Linked DNA regions of Mus musculus: all the other regions are linked to region 2. The links are chromatin contacts, found by Hi-C or POLR2A ChIA-PET in ENCODE. All regions are on one chromosome and are shown on one strand. The core of a region is the stretch at or near the end of the contact, and the rest is flanking DNA. Distances in the headings are between cores, read along the strand shown. Region 1 holds the start of Sgsm3 (small G protein signaling modulator 3). Region 2 holds the start of Tnrc6b (trinucleotide repeat containing 6b). Region 3 holds the start of Mief1 (mitochondrial elongation factor 1).

Region 1 (3,187 bases), core at 32-2,531, 270 kb before region 2:
TGCACTCATGAACACACACACATTTAAAAAAATTAAATTTTAAAAGTTTAAAACCAATCAACCAATCAACCAAAAAACCAAGATGAGATAATGATGAAGAAGCTACATTAAGGATTTGGGGACAGCTCAGTAGTGGAGGGAGGCCCTGGGTTCCATATGGAATAATCAACAACAACAGTAGCAGCAGCAGCAGCACACACATAGGTCACGGGGAACAGAGTATGGGAAACTGATCATTAATGCTTGGAGTCAGAAGAAAGCTGGAGGCTAACAGAGGGCTTAAGGGGGAAAAGAACCAGGAACTGTGCGTGCCTGAAAACTCAGTCACCAGCACAGTCAGAAAAGCTACAAAGAAAAAAAGATGAAACTGAAAAGTAGTCCGGTTGAAGATGTGAATTTGGAGGCTTGAGAGCGCACACCTTCAGTTCGGCACTTGGAAAGCAGAAGCAGGCAGAGCTCGGAGTCTGAGGCCAGCCTGGGCTACAAACATGAATTTACCTAGAAAGATTTCTTTTAAGGAACCGGATAGACAGACAGACAGACAGACAGACAGATAATACCCACTCCCCTGTCATCTCTAAAAACTCACCACCAACACCAACAAAAACCTAAACAAAAACAAAAACAAACCCACCATAGCCCATCATAAATTTCCTATGCATCATGAGACGGGAAGACACGGCACAATCTGTCACTGACAAGGAAACTTTAAAGCATCTGTATTTCCTATTACTGCCCTATGAAAGCAGTCGGGACCCACACCTAAATCTCAGGGTAATTTCAGGACCTCTAACCGGAAGCACACGAGGCGACCCCTGCCTACACGTCCGCCTCAGTTTCCCCGCTGCTAACACTCGGCCTAGGCACTGAACCCGAGTCTTCCAGGGGAACAGCTAAGTCGGCTCTGAGGGAGAGTTGCCACCTGCCGAGACGCCCGCCGCTGCGTCAGGCGCAGTTCCTCCGGGTCGCCGGGAGCCGCCGGAGGGGGTGGGTCTGTCACTGTCACGCGCGTCCCGGGTCGCCGTGGGAGCAGCCACGCCGCGGCGGCTCGCCGCCCCCGCCTGAGGCGGCGCCTTCCCCGCCGCCTTCCCCTCAGCCCGTACCCCGCGGCCTCCACTCAAGAGGCAGGTGAGCGTCCCCCTCGCCGGCCCGGAGACTCGGAGACTCGCGCACCGCTCACCTGTCTCGCGGCCACCTCAGCACCTCGGCAGGTCAGGCTAGCAGCTGCCTCCTAGTCGGCGCGCACTGCTGCCCTTCTGCGCACGCGCGGGCCGCAGAGCCGGTGGCCGTGGGGCATGCTGGGGGCTGTAGTTTCGCGGGAAGACTGGCCCATCCCAGGTTCCAGGCGTCCTTTAGAGGTAGGTACCCCAGGCACCCGGTCTGTGATGCAAGCAACTCGTGGTTGTTTGGGAGCAGTCAGGATGGAGTCAGTGCACAAGTCCAGAAACTGGTCTTCTCTTTCAGGCTCACAGAGCTGGCTTCTAGACCAGATTAATCTAGTTTTCCATCAGTCACAGGCCCTGGGGAAAGCAGTAATTGATTGAGGTCATGACTAAGAAGGAAGCGGTGTGTGGAACCTGAGCACCTGCTTTTGAGTCACTCGTAACATTTTGCGCATCCATAAAAACCCGGAACTTACGGTTTCCGTGAGAACTCAATGTGTATGGAAAACGTTTAAACACAGCACCAAAGAACAATCCAGAAAGATGGCAGCTGACACTGTCACTGCTGGCAAGGAATCTAATCTGAACCCGCCCCCCCCCCCTCCCTCATTTCAGAAAGGCTATCAACAGCATTAAAGGGACATCTCAGCCAAATCTGAAAAGACACTGACTGCGACCAACACCGGTTTGAAGTGTTGGTTCGTACTTGTGCCCAGGTCAATGAAGCAAACTCTACAAACCGCAAGGTGGACTCAGTCATGACCTGGCCGTACAATAAACAGCTTACAAAGCACATTAGCAGGTTTTTCACATCACCCAAGCACAGGAATGGGCTGAATGCAGAATGAATGTTATTCTCATTTGTTTCAAAAATTCCTTCCCTGAGAGACTTAAATATTTACCAGATCCTTATAAGGTGCCAATGACGAATCGAAGTACGATCTCAGCAAAGTTCAACCTGGAGAGCCAATGAATCTGTTAGGCTTACTTACAGAGCATAGATGATAGATTGCATACAGGAGCATGGGTAACATGCAGCCATACTGCCGTCTTCACCCGAAATGGAATATGGCTTCCCCACAGCTCAGGAGGACATGGAGCCCCTGAAGCATATATGACCCGGCGCATCCAGAGATTTTTGAGGTCATGTGCAATTAGGGTAGAACTGCCTCCAATGGCTGTGAGGAGCAGCTGTAATCTCAAGTCTGGGGTGGGAAGGGGCAGACAGTTGCCCTCTTCAGTCCCTCCTTCTATGAGGGAACGCCAACAGTCAAAAAAGCCCCACGGTGGTGACTGCTAGCAAACAGGCACGGCTGACTTTCTGACGGAAGTGTTTAGAGAAGGACCCGGATGGAAATAACAGGAGCTAGGAAGTGGTAACATGGAATCTGTGTTGATTACCTAAGTAGTCTGTTTGTCTTTTCAGTCACAGCACCCTTTTAATTTGTGTGACTCATCCCCAGCACACACATTAAAAATTGAAAGATGCATGTGTTTTATTGTATGTGTATTAGTGCTTTGCCCACATGAGTATACATGTACCATGGTGCCTGGCGCTTGAGGAGGCTAGAACTGGAGTTACAGATGGTCCTGAGTCACCACGTGGAAGCTGGGATTGAACTCAGGTCCTCTGTTAAAGCAACAAGTGCTCTTAATCACTAAATCACTGAGCCAACTCTAGCCCCTCAGTTTTTGCGTGTGGTTTTTGTTTTTTTGATTTTTGTTTGTTTTTGTTGTTGTTGTTGTTTGTTTGTTTGTTTGTTTGTTTGTTTTCGAGACAGGGTTTCTCTGTGTAGCCCTGGCTGTCCTGGAACTCACTTTGTAGACCAGGCTGGTCTCGAACTCAGAAATCCACCTGCCTCTGCCTCCCAAGTGCTGGGATTAATGGTGTGTGCCACCACTGCCCGGCTCAGTTTTCATGTTTTAACATGGTCTCTTCACATACCTTTTGCTGACCTGGAGTTCCCTGTGTAAAGCAGGGTGGCCTCAAACTCCCAGAGATTGTTTGCCTTTGCCTTCTAAGT
Region 2 (2,842 bases), core at 6-2,505:
AGTTTTAAAGTCAAGAACTGAAATCTCCCACAAGCGAAGAGAAACATTTCACAAAAGGCTAGGATGTGTGATTTTTGTACAGCTTACTGCTATGTTTAACTGTGAAGGAGGTACAAATGATGTTTTTATTCACGGAGTCTTGGTTGGTACTCTTTATTCAGAATCCAAGCAGCCCAAAGACACAGGAGAAAGCTTGAAGCTCAAAGTCTCAGACGGGTGACCTGCGTCCAAGACTAAGGATGGATGAGACGGCTGCTGTTCTTGGGTGTCGTGATAGCCACTGTAGTGAATTTCACTGGACCAGATATTTATTTAGCCATCATGGACTAACAAATCCGTTAGTTTGGAATTAAAGGGCACCTTACCAGCATTAGGTAGCAAACCCTTCCCAAGGCTCTTTCCAAATCTGTCATCCCTCCGCCCCTCGCCCCTCGTCTGTTTCCTCATCCAAAGTGAGCATCGCCTCGCCACAGCACCCCACCCCCGACCGCACGCAGCTCTCGCGGGATGCCCGTGGAACCTCGCTATCGGGGTCCAGCACATAAGCCTGCACGCCCGCCGCGCGGGGACACCGGATGCTCGCGCCCCACCGCCTGGCATTTGCAGCTCAGAGGGCCCTAGGCGACACGAAGCGCTCGGACAGCCACCGGCCCACCCGGAAGCCCTTTCCTCCGCTCACACCTGCAGGCGCGTGACGCCGGTCTGTCCCGGCCCCAATACTTGGGGACACCAAGGCCCTCGCGACCGACGTGACCGCGCGTCCCTCACACACCCCTCCCCCGCCTCACGTCTGCACATTGCGATCCCACAGCGCGCCCCGGGCAAGCGCCCCGGCCCGCCGCGGCCCACTCGGGTCGCGCGCGCTCTCTCCACCCGCCCCCCCCAACCCGCCCCTCCCGCCCGGCTCGCTCCCGTCGCGCGCGCGCGCGCGCGAGGACACGCACACGCTGCACCTCAGCGGGCCGTGCCGCGCGCCCCCGAGGGCGTCCTCAGTCGCCCACCCTGGGTCGCCCCGCTCCGCTCCGCCTGGCGGCTCCCGAGAAAGGAGCAGGCCCGCGCGGCCCACGATCCTCACTCACCGCTGAGCCGCGCCGGCTCCGAGTGCGCGGCGTTCCGCTGTGGAGCCCAGCGGTGACCGCGGTCTCCGCTCCTCCGCAAGCTGTGGAGGCGTCGTCGCGGGGAGGCTGAGAGGCGAGGGGGGTCACGGTCGCTCGCTTCACCTTGCCGAAGCTCGGGGACCCCAGAAACTAAAAACAAAATAAACAAACTTTCCCCTCCGCCTCCCTCCCCCAAAACCACAACACAAACACTCTGGCGCCCGCCCACAGCCCCACTCCATTGGCCGCAGGCAGGATGCCTCTAGCTTTCACTGGTTAGCTTTCGTGCCCGTCAAGCCGCTGGTCCTCCTCCCTTAAGTCCTCGCCGCTGCCGTCTCCCCTCATTGGCTAAGTGCTTCCCGTTTGCCGAGCTGGGATTGGCTGAGCGGCCTGCGCCAATCATGAGGGGACACACCCCCTCAGCATCCCAGAGGCCGCTTCCTCGGTCGCGGACCCAGAGAGACGAAGGGGAAACTAGAGCATGATGGCGGCCGAGATCACCTAGCGCAGTCATCTCTTCCCCCTTTTTTAGCTCACTAATGCCTCTCTCAGGGGCTGTTTCCCCCAAGCTCCTTTCACCATTCGAGACTGCACTAATAACGGAATCTATACGTGCAGGCTCCTTGATTTATCCCCTCCGAATTGCTGAGTGTGGGTTGGTTGTGCGTCATTGGACTGTCAGGGTGTCGCTCCCAAGTCACATCCTTAAGCTATTGGTGGATCAGCCAGAAAGCGGCCAACAACAAGGGCCCATGCCATTGGTTTGATTCCACTGTTTCCCCCACCCCCCTACCCCGGCCTCTTATTGGGCACTTCCGTGTTGTCCGTCAGATCCGGATTCTCCACACTACGTTTTGGCTGAGGAGCGGGGCATCTTTAGTCATTGAAAGTTGACAGTGATAACTACTATCATTTATTGTATTTTATTCCAAATACGGTCCCCAATTCTTTACAGAAACTATTCTGATTAAACAGTAATTTTACAGGAAGCAAAGCCAAAAGAGGTTAAGAGACTTATCCAAGGTCACCCATTTAGAAAGAAGTTTTGGGACATAAGGTGGTTTCTAGGCCTGTCTGACTCGTTTCTATACATGCCTTAGTATCTCTGAATAGTATCCGTCCGTCAACCCAGTATCTTAAAACTGTTTCCTTCAGAACCTAAATTACTCAGTTTCTGGCAATTAGAAACCTTGTCATTAACATTATTGGAGACTAACTTTAGAAAGATTGTCATCATATCCTCCTAGGCACCATTCTTCCCTGTTCTAAGTTAAACAGTATATTTTTCCTGACAAGAAGCACGTATAAAATCTATATTCTGTTTCTTTGTCTTTGTAAATGGTCATTTTTTTACCATACTTATGTGCCCAAGCAACACTCATACACACCTCTGACCATCTTTAGCTTGTTCCTTTGAAAGAATAAAGAATTCGAAATTAGGAGAAATTAAGTCTAGAGTGAGATAAAGAATCCATCCCTTTAGAAATAATTGATTGCATGCAAATGGAACAGTCCTCTGCCTCCAGGAAAGCTTCCAGAGCCGCTGATGTCGAGCAAGCCATGTGTGTTCTCCTGGCTTCTGGCCACAGGATTCTTTCTCTGTGACAGCTTTAATGGAAGCGACTCCACATTTCAGCCAGGGGAGGGCAGAATGCTTAAGACCCACTGCCAGAGTACCAGCCTCCAGCCTCTGGGACCGAAACGATCTCCAGGAACCTATGCTGGACTCTAACCCACATCTGGGC
Region 3 (2,849 bases), core at 162-2,661, 480 kb after region 2:
TCCTCATTGTAAAACAGAGATAACAAAGACATCATGAGAGTACTTACTACACAAGGTTATTTTGAGAACTGCTCCTAAAAAGCCCCTGTAATGGGACTCTACCAGACAGTGTGGCCTAGAGTAGTTAAAGACCAGGATTTATATCTGGATCCTGGTACCACCATATAAGCAGCATCACGCTGATTGGCCTTATTGTTTTAATTACTTTTTTACTTTTTTCTGTATGGGTATTTGCCTGCATGTTTGTCTACATGCCAGTTTGCCTTGAGAGTGTAACACTGTCATATCCTTAGACTGGAGTTATAATATATACAGTTGTGAGCCACCACAGAAGTGCTGGAAATTGAGCCTGGGTCCTCTGAAAAGCAGCCAGTGCTCTTAACCACAGAGACATCACTCTATCTCTTCTTTCTTTCTTTCTTTCTTTCTTTTTATTCTTTCTGTTTTTGCTTTCTTTTGCTTTTGTTTAATTTGGTTTCCTGATGCAGGGCCTCTCTACGGAGCTCTGGCTGTCCTAGAACTCACTCTGTAAAGCAGGCTGCCCTCAAACTCTGAAATCCTCCTGTCTCTGCCTCCTGAGAGCTGAGATGAAAGATGTGTGCCAAGTATGTGACATCATTCCCAAAAGGAAGTGATTTGCCCACTCACCAAAACAATCCAGACCCTAACTCGCTGGAATGAGGTGGGGGCGGGGGGGGGGGGTGTCTTACATGTGTGCACTTCAGGGCGTTCAGCAAACTTTGCCAGCACAGGGCCCAGGGCTCACCAACCTCAAAACTAGGCTGGAAGGAGGAATCCTCCCCATAACCCTATGAGGAAGAAACAGTTGTTGTATGAGCCTGTATGTGTTTCAGGGGTGAAGGGAGTTCCTGGATGAAAAACAAAAAATGATCTGAACTTTGGGCTCCAAGACAGAAGCAGTAGCCTCTGACCTTGCTAACTTCCAGCGCGAACCGGGGCAAGCCACCGCTGTCCCTTTTTCCTCAACTGCAGAACAGCTCCCCTTTGGCCCTGAGGGTCTTCCGGGATGCAAAAGATGCAGAAAAACAACGGAGGGCTGGAAGGAGAACGTCACGCAGGGGCTGGAACGAGGTCGCTGAGTGACTGACTACGGGCTCCGATCGGGGTACAACGCCCAGAGGACGGGAACGCAGACCCCGGGGCCAGGCTGGCTCTGTGGCTTGAGGCAACCGGGTCTTGAGGCGGGGCGGGGCGAAGCTTGGAGGCCCCGGTGGGAGCCGGTAGCCCCCAAACTGGCCCGAGCTCAAACGGGCGATCCCCGGCCGCCCTCATTCGCTCCCTCACTCACCCGCGGACCACGCGCTACCTTTCCTCAGGACTCGCCACTCGCCCAGTACCTCTCTCCGGGTCACCCATCAACATGGCCCCTCTACTTCCGGGGCACGACCTCGCTCGCGGGGCCGACGGAGACGCGACAGGGAGCGCGGAGGCGGGCGGAGGCGGAAGCACTTCCGGTCGGCCCCTCCGTAGCCTCCCTCCGGAGGCGGAGCCCGGAACTTAGTCCAGCGCTGCCCGTCGTGGGGCCCCGCCCACAGACGCAGCCCCGCCTCCTAGGTGACGTTACCTAGCTCCACGGCCCCTCCTCCGAAAGCGTTACTGTGCAGTCTCTGTGTAAACTCAGTGCTGGCTGGGTGTGGCTTAAGGGAGGAGCCGCAAGTCGTCGCCCTCCACCTGCTGCCTACGTCTGGCCTGCGAGAGGCTCTGACCACACTGAATTGATTACTTGACACACTGCATTTTGTCCAACCCAACCTCTCTGTTTGGTAGACTTCAGCATTCCAGTGTTACACTTGGGAAAATCGAGGCCGAGGGAGGCAGGGTCATTTGCACTGAAAGCTGAGCCCTGCAGAGGCTCACAGTGGGTCCAAGCTCAGTATTCCTCCAAAGTGTGTGGCTTTCCATTCTTTTAGGCCGCCCTACTTTGCTTTTTAAAGAAAGAAGTTTGTGACCCAAATAAATCTAGTTTGTGAAATTTCCAGCTAGAAGACCGGGTAACCTATCCCTCGGGACAGTCTCCTAAGTAGACGAGTTTTCCACTCGTAAAGGACAAGGAGACCCTCTGGGGGAGACCTTAGGATTACCCACTCACACACAGAGTCTCGGATGTCAGGATTACCTTTTCCAGATTCACTAACCTTCCCACACTCACCCCACTCCTGCCCCATGCTCCCAGTATAATGGGGGCTAAACATTAAAGTGTCTTCCAGCCCCCACATATCTGTGGTGTTTTGGAGACCAGAGACCAGCCAGCCGAGACACTGATGCAAACCTCAGGGTTCAGCCAGGTTTCACAGAGCATGGGCAATCTGGGATCCTCTGGACTGGGTACAGGACTGGACATAACTATCAACTCACATCATAAGGAAACAGGACCTTATAGGAATTGCAGCTCAAGGGGAACATTCATTTACCCAGGGCACAGGTTCAGGTACAGTAGGCATTTCACTGGTGAATGGATGGACTGTGTCTTAGTCAGGGTTTCTATTCCTGCACAAACATCATGACCAAGAAGCAAGTTGGGGAGGAAAGGGTTTATTTGGCTTACACTTCCATACTGCTGTTCATCACCAAGGAAGTCAGGACTGGAACTCAAGCAGGTCAGGGAGCAGGAGCTGATGCAGAGGCCATGGAGGGATGTTCTGTACTAGCTTGCCTCCCCTGGCTTGCTCAGCCCGCTTTCTTATAGAACCAAGACTACCAGCCCTGAGATGGTCCCACCCACAAGGGCCTTTCCCCCTTGATCACTAATTGAGAAAATGCCTTACAGTTGGATCTCATGGAGGCATTTCCTCAACTGAAGCTCCTTTCTCTGTGATAACTCCAGCTGT

The links. A loop is a pair of places that touch in the nucleus more often than their neighbours do. ChIA-PET counts read pairs that join two places held with the same protein, here RNA polymerase II (POLR2A).
Region 1: POLR2A ChIA-PET joins it to region 2 with 12 read pairs in embryonic stem cell. The contact joins the promoter of Sgsm3 here to the promoter of Tnrc6b in region 2. POLR2A ChIA-PET finds 5 or more read pairs at or near these places in 3 of 5 experiments (Patski and embryonic stem cell).
Region 3: POLR2A ChIA-PET joins it to region 2 with 16 read pairs in embryonic stem cell. The contact joins the promoter of Mief1 here to the promoter of Tnrc6b in region 2. A Hi-C loop is called at or near these places in 1 of 37 maps with a recorded cell type or tissue (adrenal gland). POLR2A ChIA-PET finds 5 or more read pairs at or near these places in 3 of 5 experiments (Patski and embryonic stem cell).

Annotation. Positions count from the first base shown.
Region 1 is chr15:80,975,859-80,979,045 of GRCm38, reverse strand. Sgsm3 (small G protein signaling modulator 3) reads right to left here and starts at 1,281. Exons shown (of 22, transcript NM_134091.2): 1 at 1,181-1,281.
Region 2 is chr15:80,709,726-80,712,567 of GRCm38, reverse strand. It overlaps Tnrc6b (trinucleotide repeat containing 6b), which reads right to left and starts at 1,255. Exons shown (of 25, transcript NM_144812.3): 1 at 1,080-1,255.
Region 3 is chr15:80,232,642-80,235,490 of GRCm38, reverse strand. It overlaps Mief1 (mitochondrial elongation factor 1), which reads right to left and starts at 1,411. Exons shown (of 6, transcript NM_178719.5): 1 at 1,310-1,411.